Regions from separate parts of the Homo sapiens genome. Here region 1 is linked to region 2. A link is a contact called in ENCODE Hi-C or POLR2A ChIA-PET data. All regions are on one chromosome and are shown on one strand. Each heading gives the region's core, a stretch centred on a gene start or an enhancer-like site at or near the end of the contact. The rest is flanking DNA. Distances are from core to core; before and after follow the strand shown. Region 1 holds the start of SNRNP35 (small nuclear ribonucleoprotein U11/U12 subunit 35). Region 2 holds the start of CCDC62 (coiled-coil domain containing 62).

What was found. A loop is a pair of places that touch in the nucleus more often than their neighbours do. ChIA-PET counts read pairs that join two places held with the same protein, here RNA polymerase II (POLR2A). Pooled maps may share reads with other maps.
Region 1: a pooled map shows a loop between it and region 2 (2.3-fold over the local background). The contact joins the promoter of SNRNP35 here to the promoter of CCDC62 in region 2. A Hi-C loop is called at or near these places in 1 of 50 pooled maps. POLR2A ChIA-PET finds 5 or more read pairs at or near these places in 2 of 52 experiments (activated T-cell and naive thymus-derived CD4-positive, alpha-beta T cell).

Annotation. Positions count from the first base shown.
Region 1 is chr12:123,456,024-123,461,384 of GRCh38, reverse strand. It overlaps SNRNP35 (small nuclear ribonucleoprotein U11/U12 subunit 35), which reads right to left and starts at 3,246. Exons shown (of 2, transcript NM_022717.4): 1 at 3,169-3,246. RefSeq lists enhancers at 1,827-2,692, 2,939-3,018, 2,693-3,559.
Region 2 is chr12:122,770,937-122,775,933 of GRCh38, reverse strand. It overlaps CCDC62 (coiled-coil domain containing 62), which reads right to left and starts at 1,362. Exons shown (of 13, transcript NM_201435.5): 1 at 1,228-1,362. The coding sequence starts at 1,263. DENR (density regulated re-initiation and release factor) reads right to left here. Exons shown (of 8, transcript NM_003677.5): 8 at 4,870-4,997. RefSeq lists silencers at 498-792, 1,315-1,524 and enhancers at 995-1,134, 522-1,215.

The sequences.
Region 1 (5,361 bases), core at 1,997-4,496, 680 kb before region 2:
GGAGGCCGAGGCGGGCAGATCACGAGGTCAGGAGATTGAGACCATCCTGGCTAACACAGTGAAACCCCGTCTCTACTAAAAATACAAAAAAAAAAAAAAAAATTAGCCAGGCGTAGTGGTGGGCGCCTGTAGTCCCAGCTACTCGGGAGGCTGAGGCAGGAGAATGGCGTGAACCCGGGAGGCAGAGCTTGCAGTGAGCTGAGATCCCGCCATTGCACTCCAGCCTGGGCGACAGAGCGAGACTCCGTCTCAAAAAAAAAAGAAAGAAGAGGCTGGGCGTGGTGGCTCACGCCTGTAATCCCAGCACTTTGAGAGGCCAAAATGGGAGGATCCCTTGAGCCCAGGAGTTCGAGACTAGCCTGGGCAACATGGGAAACATGGTGAGACCCTGTCTCTGTTTTTAAAAAAAAAAAAAAAAAAAAAAAAAAGGCCAGGCGCAGTAGCTCACGCCTGAATCCCAGCACTTTGGGAGGCAAAAGTGGGCAGATTGCCTGAAGTCGGGAGTTCGAGACTAGCCTGACCAACATGGAGTAACCCCGTCTCTATTGAAAATACAAAATTACCCAGGCATGGTGGTGCATGCCTGTAATCCCAGCTACAGAAGGCTGAGGCAGGAGAATCGCTTGAATTTTTTTTGAGACAGGGTCTTGCTCTGTTGCCCAGACTGGAGTACAGTGGCACAGTCATGGCTCACTGCAGCCTCTCCCACCCTAGCCTCCTGAGTACCTGGAATTACTCACTATGCGCCACCATACCCAGCTTTTTTTTTTTTTTTTTTTTTTGTAGAGATGGGGTCTCACTATATTGCATAGGCTGATCTTGAACTCCTGGGCATGAGCTATCCTTCTGCCTCAGCCTCCCAAAGTGCTGGGATTACACATGTGAGCCAGCGAACCCAGCCTGTACTAACCTCTTAACTCCTCTCACTTCTCAACAATACCAGGACTTAGGTACTATATTATTATTGCCTTTTCAGATGAAAAAGGTCAGACACAAAAAGGCAGCCTGTGCCCCAAATCCTAAAGCTAAGAAGTAGCCCAGTGGAGGAGTTAGAACCAGGGGCAGTGTGGACTCCAGAGCTAAAGCTCTTAATCGTTTCCTCTGATGCTTTTCATAAAATATAAGGTTTTGGAGATAAAGATAGGAAAAAGAAAACACACAAACCAGTATTCTGGGTGTCTGAGGCTGAGACCCACCCCTCCTCTCCTGAAGGAAAAGAACCCCTCCCCATTCAACGTTAAAAAGTCACAAGGGGCCCGGTGCAGTGGCTCACGCCAGCAATCCTAGCACTTGAGGAGGCCAAGATGAGCGGATCATTTGAAGTCAGGAGTCACAAGGATCTACCAAATAAAACTGATATTATTGTACACAGAGCTCCTGTTCAAAACTTTAAGACTTCTTCAAATTAAAATGGAGGAGAATTACAAACGGATAAGCATGGATTTTGTTCTCTCTCTCATCTGCATGCTTCTATAGATACTAACAGCTGGTTTCATTGTTTCTCATTAATCTTTCTAGGTGCACTTCCTCCCCGGCAGCATTAGGTTGAGATTTCCTACAACAATCTCTTTCGATTTTTACATTCTCTTTTTTTACTCGAGACAAAGTCTCACTCTGTCACCCAGGCTGGAGTGCAATGGCCAATCTCGGCTCACTGCAACCTCTGCCTCCCAGGTTCAAGTGATTCTCCTGCCTCAGCCTCCCGAGTAGCTGGGATTACAGACACACACCACCACGCCCAGCTAATTTTTGCATTTTTAGTACAGACAGGATTTCACCATGTTGGCCAAGCTGGTCTCAAACTCCTGATGTCAGATGACCCGCCTGCCTCAGCCTCCCAAAGTGCTGGGATTACAGGCGTGAACCACCGCGCCTGGGCCTCATTCTCATTTTACTCATCAACAGGGGATGAGAGCCGAAATGAATGGTGGGGGCCAGGGCGCGGTGGCTCATGCCTGTAATCCCAGCACTTTGGGAGGCCAAGGCGGGTGGATTATTTGAGGTCAGTAAATTTTGAGCTTCAGGATTCTTATTGTGAAATGTAGCTAAATGTCACTTCACTAGGTTTTTGTGAAGATTAGATCATATGGTGTCTATAAAAATGCATTACAATTATAAATTATTATACAAATTTAGAAAATTTTTGGCCAGGCACGCGCTGGCTCACGCCTGTAATACCAGCACTTTGAGAGGCCGAGGCTGGAGGATCGCTTGAGCCCAGAAATTCGAGACCAGCCTGGGCAACAAAGTGAGACCCCGTTTCAATCAATCAATCAATAATCAATTCTCCGGGCGTGGGGTCGCGCCTGTGGTCCCAGATACTTGAGAGGCTGAGGCGGGAGGACTGCTTGACCCGAAATGTCGACGCTGCAGTGAGCCGAGATCGCGCCACCGCTCTCCAGCCTGGGCGACTCCCTGTCTCTGGGGAAAAACAAAAAAATAAATGAAGCCTCTCCTTCCTGGGTCTTCGGGGTAAGACTCTGCCCCTCCTGGCCGGGCACGGTGGCTGACGGCTGTAATCCCAGCACTTTGGGAGGCCGAGGCGGGTGGATCACGAGGACAGGAGATCGAGACCATCCTGGCTAACATGGTGAAACCCCGTCTCCAGTAAAATACAAAAAATTAGCAGGGCGTGGTGGCGGGCGCCTGTAGTCTCAGCTACTCGGGAAGCTGAGGCAGTGGAATCGCTTGAACCCAGGAGGCGGAGGTTGCAGTGAACCGAGATCGCACCACTGCACTCCAGCCCGGGCGACAGAGCAAGACTGTCTCAAAAAGGAAAAAAAAAAAAAAAAGACTTTGCCCCTCCTGTGAAAAGCAAAACTGAAGGCGGAACCCACAGAGCCCTCCAGGGCATGCGCAGTGGGCCTCGGAGGCAAACACCTAAGTTTCTGTGGAAAAGCCTATCCTTCCCATCCAGCCTGCAGCCTGGCCGCCAACCCTCGAGGCCGCTCCCCCGCCCCTCTCCTTCTCTGGGGGCCGCAGGGAGTAAGGCGCCATCCTTCCAATCCAGCTCTCGTCCCCACTCCCCGCAACGCAACCCAGAATGTCGTCCCCTTTGCCAGGTTTCAACATGGCGCCCCACACAAGCGCGGGCACAGCGTCTGGGCCGCACTCCCTCTTCCTTCTCTCCGGCGTGGGGCCCGCTCCTTCCAAGCCGCTTCCACTCACCTCTGCAAAGCTTGGGCTCCCTTCCGACGGAGACAGGCGAGCAGCTGCAGGCGACAGCAGATTCTCCGCGCCGGCCTCGGCCTGACCTTTACATTGGTAGCAGCAGATTCGCCGCCGACGCTCGTTTCCTGTTTGTTTTACCTTTAAAATTTTACTCCCACGCAACGAGGGTGTTATCATCTCCGAAGACAATAAGCTAAAAAAAAATTTTTTTAAGAGAAAAATTGCTAATTCAACAACTAAGTTGAAAGAAAGACTATCGAATATGCAGTTACCTGGGACATTTTACTTTATTATTTATTTATTCTTATTTATTATTTTTTCTTGAGACGGAGACTCCCTCTGTCGCCCAGGCTGGAGTGCAGTGGTGCGAACTCGGCTCACTGCAACCTCCGCCTCCCGGGTTCAAGTGATTTTCCTGCCTCAGCCTCCCGCGTAGCTGGGATTACTGGCGCCCGCCACCACGCCCGGCTATTTTTTGTATTTTTAGTAGAGACAGGGTTTTGCCATGTTGGCCAGGCTGGTCTCGAACTTCTGACCTCAAGTGATCCGCCCGCCTCGGCCTCCCAAAGTGCTGGGATTACAGGCGTGAGCCATCGCGCCCGGCCCCAATTTCTTTATAAAAAAAAAAAAAAAAAAAAAGGCCAGGTGGCATGCCTCACGCCTGTAATCCCAGCACTTCGGGAGGCCGAGGCGGGCGGATCACCTGAGGTTCGGAGTTCGAGACCAGCCTGAGCAACATGGAGAAACCCCTTCTCTACTAAAAATACAAAATTAGCTGGACATGGTGTCATGTGCCTGTAATCCCAGCCACTCAGGAGGCTGAGGCAGGAGAATCACTTGAACCCGGGAGGCAGAGGTTTCGATGAACTGAGATGGTGCCATTGCACTCCAGCCTGAACAACAAGAGTGAAAGTCCGTCTCAAAAAAAAGAAAAATCTATAGCTTAAAATTTTATGTTTGAAAATATATGGTAGCCACTGTCAGTGGAGGCCATCTGCAGTTTCAGCTACTAGGGAGGCTGAGTCGTGAGGCTTGAGGCCAGGAGTTCAAGTTCAGCCTGTCAGCCTGGGCAACAGAGCAAGACCCCTATGTTGTTGTTTGTTTGTTTGTTTTTGTTTTGTTTTGTTTGAGACAGAGTTTCACTCTTGTTGCCCATATTGGAGTGCAATGGCACGATCTCGGCTGACCGCAACCTCCGCCTCCCAGGTTCAAGCAATTCTCCTGACAGCCTTCCGAGTAGCTGGGATTACAGGCATGTGCCACCATGCCCGGCTAATTTTGTATTTTTAGTAGAGATGGGGTTTCTCCATGTTGGTCAGGCTGGTCTTGAACTCCCGATCTCAAGTGATCTGCCTGCCTTGGCCTCCCAAAGTGCTGGGATTACAGGCGTGAGCCACCACACCTGGCTGACCCCTATGCTTTTAAACACACACACACACACACACACACACACACACACACACACACACACACACACGTGGTATGTACAGTACATGCAATGGAATACTATTTCTCCTTAAAAAGAAATGAAATTCTAATTGCTACAACATCATGAATGAACGTAGTTCATGGATGAACCATGCTAAGTGAAAGAAGCATAAGGACAAATACTGTATGGTTCCACTTATATGAGGGACCTAGGATAGTCAAATTCATGGTTGGAAAGTACAGCAGTGGTTATCAGGGGCTGCTGTGGGTGTTAGGAAGATGGCGAGGTATTGTTTAACAGATACAGAGGTTCAATTTGAGATGATGAAGAAGTTCTGGAAATAGATAGTACAGATGGTTTCACAACAATGTGAATCTACCTAATGTTATTTAATAGTTAAAACAGACTGGCCGGGCGAGGAGGCTAAGGCCTGTAATCCCAGCACACTGGGAGGCCAAGTTGGGAGGATCACGAGGTGAGGAGATCAAGACCAGCCTGGCCAACATAGTGAAACCGCATCTCTACTAAAAATACAAAAATTAGCTGGGTGTGCTGGCGGGCACCTGTAATCCCAGCTACTTGGGAGGCTGAGGCAGGAGAATAGCTTGAACCTGGGAGTCAGAGGTTGCAGTGAGCCGAGATTGCGCCATGGTACTCCAGCCTAGGCGACACAGCGAGACTGCATCTCAAAAAAAAAAAAAAAAAAAAAAAAAAGAACCAGGCACGTTGGCTTACGCCTATAATCTCAGCACTTTGGGAGA
Region 2 (4,997 bases), core at 113-2,612:
GTAAATAAACAAGAATAATGAGGTTGGGCTCAGTGGCTCACGCCTGTAATCCCAGCACTTTGGAAGGCCGAGGTGGGCAGATCACCTGAGGTCGGGAGTTCGAGACCAGCCTGGCCAACATGGCGAAACCCTGTCTCTACTAAAAACACAAAAATTAGCTCGGCATGGTGGTGGGAGCCTGTAGTCCCAGCTATTTGGGAGGCTGAGGCGGGAGGATTGCTTGAACTCGGGAAGCAGAGGCTGCAGTAAGCCGACATTGCGTCACTGTACTCCAGCCCTGGGGACAGAGCCAGACCCTGTCTCAAAAATAAATAAATAAGAATGATGAATAAATTACAGTTGCTAGTCTTAACAAGGAAAATGGAATTTGGAGTCAAGGGATTTCAAGTCCCAAGGCTTGAATTCCAGTGTTGGGTTAGCCCTTCATTCATGCACTCAACAAATAATTTATTGAGCGCCAGTGGCTGGGCCACAGACCTCCAGGCAAGGAGCACATATTCCACTCCAGGAAAACAGGCAGTAAGCCGAGTACACAAAGGCAGGTCGTCTTACACTGATGGACGCGAACCTTGGGCAAGCCCACTTCCAGACTTTTTGGTACAGTGGAGTTGTGAGAGCTCCTTCCTCTACTCGCCAGGTTGTGTAAATTAAGGACACCCTGAGAGGTAAATGGGAAAGCAGCTCCCCAGACGCCAATCGTCCTCCTTAAACAGTAAGCACCGGGTACGCGCTACTCTGTGGCCCGGGCTGAATAACAAGGTGTTATTGGGTTAAGGAAACGGTCGTGACGCCGTTTTCCTCTAGTGTATTGTTTCACTTTTTTTTTTTTTTTTTTTTTTTGAGACGGAGTCTCGCTCTGTCGCCCAGGCTGGAGTGCAGTGGCGCGATCTCGGCTCACTGCAAGCTCTGCCTCCCGGGTTCACGCCATTCTCCTGCCTCAGCCTCCCGAGTAGCTGGGATTACAGGCGCCCGCCGCCACGCCCGGCTAATTTTTTTTTTTTTATTTTTAGTAGAGACGGGGTTTCACTGTGTTAGCCAGGATGGTCTCGATCTCCTGACCTCGTGATCCGCCCGCCTCCGCCTCCCAAAGCGCTGGGATTACAGGCGTGAGCCACCGCGCCCGGCCTGTTTCACATTTTAAGTAGACACCGTTCTTGAGAAGCAATAGATTTCGACCAATGTGCACCGTTCCCGCGGCGCCCCGCCGCGCCCGGAACCGCTGCTTACCTGGCGCCCGGCAAGGAAGGCTGCCGGAGGGTTCATAGGTGTTTCCTCCGCCCCCGGAGAAGCCCGGTGTGGGCGGCGTCACCTCAGAAACGCCATCGGCGCGCCTGCCCCGAGCGGCGGGGGCGAGCCCGGAGCCCCGGGGCCCCGCGCCCTCGGCCGACCCCCGCCCCGTACTCCAACCGCCTGCCTGGTGCCCACGCGGCGTGCGCCCGCCGGGGCTCGGGGCTCCCCGCCAGGGTTTCCGGGCCGCAGCCCCGCTGCGCTGGTGGGCACTGTTCTTCTGCCTCGGAAACTGGGGGCTCCCAAGTGGCTCAGGCTGCGTATGGACGCTTTTTGCCCACGCCCGAGGCTCCGGCGCTGGAAGGCCTGAAAGAACCGGCTGTTCACCACTACCCAGAGAATGAAGAAGTCAATAAAGGCTGCTGCGCCGCCCCCAGCACTCTGGTTTATGACATTTGAGTTGCTCACTTCCCTATCTTCCATCTTCCCCCTAATAACCGTGAGCTCGGCCGTGCTCGCTCCTGTGTAGCTGGCTCCCAGAACAGGACCTGACACTCGAATGCGTGGAGGCAGAGCCCAGCCCTCGGGGATAACAGTTGCGGGCTACCCTAGCACCTTTGATACTTTAAACCAAGAATCACAGATGAAGAGGGGGAAATTTACTCTTGGGAGCTCCTGAAAAGCAATGAGGAGAACCACGGTACTTTGTCATGACAAAATCTACGATATTCTGGGTTGAATCTAAGCTTTTTCACCTGTTCTTCCATAGTCACCTCTTCATCCCCCTTTCACTCTTCCTAAGATGTGGGAACGGGACTAGGAAAAAATAAGGCTTATCACACTTCAGCCCCGGCTGCCCATCCCTGAATGCTTAACCCATCAGACAGCAACACAATTACTAAATACGGTCGGTCTTACAGGGTTTCAACTTTACTTTTTGGTTGAATATGAAATGCCAAAACATGCCCTTGTGTTCAAAAAATACAATCTGAAAATGGAAAAACAAAATTAAGATTTCTTATTTTGAAGCTTTACTGATAGGCTCATGTTTGGGAGACCAAAGCAATGTCTTAGAATTTAAAATCAAGAAAGCTGGGCGCAGTGGCCTGTAACCCCAGCACTTTGGGAGGCCAATGTAGGAGGATCTGTTGCGTTCAGGAGTTTGAGACCAGCCTGAGCAACATGGTGACACCCACCTCTAAAAAACTTTTTTTTTTTTTTTTTTTGAGATGGAGTCTGGCTCTTGTTGCCTGAGCTGGAGTGCAATGGCACAATCTCGGCTCACTGCAAACTCTGCCTCTGGCCTCAAGCAAATCTCCTGCCTCAGCCTCCCGAGTAGCTGGGATTACAGGTGCCCGCCACCACGCCACCTTTGTTGTATTTTTAGTAGAGATGGGTTTCACTACCTTGGCCAGGCTGGTCGCGAACTCCTGACCTCAGTTGACCCACCCACTTCAGCCTCCCAAAGTGCTGGGATTACAGGTGTGAGCTACCGCACCTGGCCAAAAAATAAATTTTTTTTTAAACTGGGCGTGGTGGTGCACTCCTGTGGTCTCAGCTACTCACGAGGCTGACTTGAGCTGGGAGATGGCGGCTCCAATGAGCTGTGATCATGCCACTGCATTCCAGTCCGATCGAGAGTGAGACCTTGACTCAAAAAAACAAAAATCAGGCCAGACGTGGTGGCTCACGCCTGTAATCCCAGCACTTTGAGAGGCCGAGGAGGATGGATCATGAGATTAGAAGTTTGAGACCAGCCTAGCCAATACAACGAAACCCTGTCTCTACTAAAAATCAAACAAACAAACAAACAAACAAAAACTAGCCACGTGTGGTGGTGCGCACCCATAGTCCCAGCTACTCGGAAGGCTGAGGCAGGAGAATCGCTTGAATGCAGGAGATGGAGGTTACAGTGAGCCAAGACTGCGCCACCTCACTCCAGCCTAGGCAATAGAGGGACACTCCGTATCAAAAAAAAAAAAAAACAAAAAAACACCAACCACCACTACCACCAAAACCCAAAACCAAATAGCCAATAAATACAAAAAGGTGGTCTACTTCCCTGATCATTACAGAAATGCAAAAAAATAAAAATAAATAAATAAATCAACAAAGCAAATTCTGGGTGGGTATTTGCTAAAAACAGTCTAGCAGTAGATGACTGCAGTAAGTTGGTGGTGATGAGATGTAAAGGAATGTGGGTTGAATGTCAATTTTTGAAGTGAGGAGTGTTTTAATTCACGTTTCTTAGGTTTCACCATTGTTAAGACTTGATATTTTTCTAGAAAGTCCTCGAGTGCCATTGTTCACCAGGCAACCATGTGTGACACTCAAGTAAAAATACATGTACAGGCTGGGTGTGGTGGTTCACACCTGTAATCCCAGCACTTTGGGAGGCTGAGGTGGGAGGATAGCTTGAGCTCAGGAGTTTGAGACCAGCCTGGACAACATAGGGAGACCCCCCATCTCTATAAAAAATTTAAAAATTAGCTGGGTATGGTGGCATGTGCCTGTGGTCTCAGCCACTCCAGAAGCTGAAGTGGGAGGATCACTTGAGGCTGGGAGATCAAGGCTGCAGTGAGCTGTGATCATGCCACTGCGTTCCAGCCTGGGCAACAGAGCGAGACTCTGTCTCAAAAATGAATAAAATTGTGTGTATCTAGAATAGTAAGAAATTAGGCTCATTTTGATTATGGTTCATAAATAGTAACTGAGTATAGTAAGAGGATTATGATGGCAAGGTACAAATTAAAAATCTCAAGTTTTTACCTTCGCTCCCCACAGGTTTTCATTAAAACAACAACAACAAAAAAAATTAAAGAGAATACATAACTTTAAAAATATGACAGAGGTGAAAGCTACAAGAATTACACTGCATCTGATTTTATACTCACACAGTCTAATCCAAACTGAAGTTCTGAATGAACTTTTCCCAGTCTCCCTATTTGATTTCCTAGGTAAAGGAATTTAGTAAATAATGAGAACAGGGAACTAAAAGGTAAAATTCATCTTTAAAACAGTAATTTATCAACTTTTAAACTAAGAGTGAGAAAGCTACCACAGACTGGCTTTTATGTAGTAATAAAAAGTTTAAAATCACTTACTGTCAGCATCTGTTTTTAAAAAATGAAATACTTACCAAACTATATGCAAAAAGTATTTGCATTAAAAGTTGCCAGCTTAATCATGGAAAATCTCTTATAAGGCTGCTTAAAGGTTCATGTTTTTTACTAAAAATGGTAGACTGTGAGAATGTGTAAAGTCAATTTTTGAACTACTAGTACTTTTTTTTTTTTTTTTTGGAGACCAGGTTTTACTGTTGCCCAGGCTGGAGTGCAGTGTCGTGATCTCAGTTCACTGCAGCCTCAACCTCCCAGGCTCAAGTGATCCTCCCAACTCAGCCTCCCAAGTAGCTGGGACTGCAGGCGCACGCCACCATGCCTGGCTAATTTTTGTATTTTTTATAGGGACAGGGTCTTGCCATGTTGCCCAGGCTAGTCTTGAACCTGGACTCAAGTGATCCTCCCACCTCGGCTGGGATTATAGCCATGCATCAAAGCAGCTTGGCCCTATTAGTACATTTTAATCAGAGATTAAACTATGTTGCATTTTAAATTTCAGTTTAAAAAAATGATTCACACGTTATACACAAGGACAATTTTAATCCTGCATTTTCCTGGAGTAACATCCACTGCTGGCTATCTATGGATTGTAACTGCATTTGCTAAGAACTGTGAACACAAAGAAACTTTACATGAAGTCACATGTTG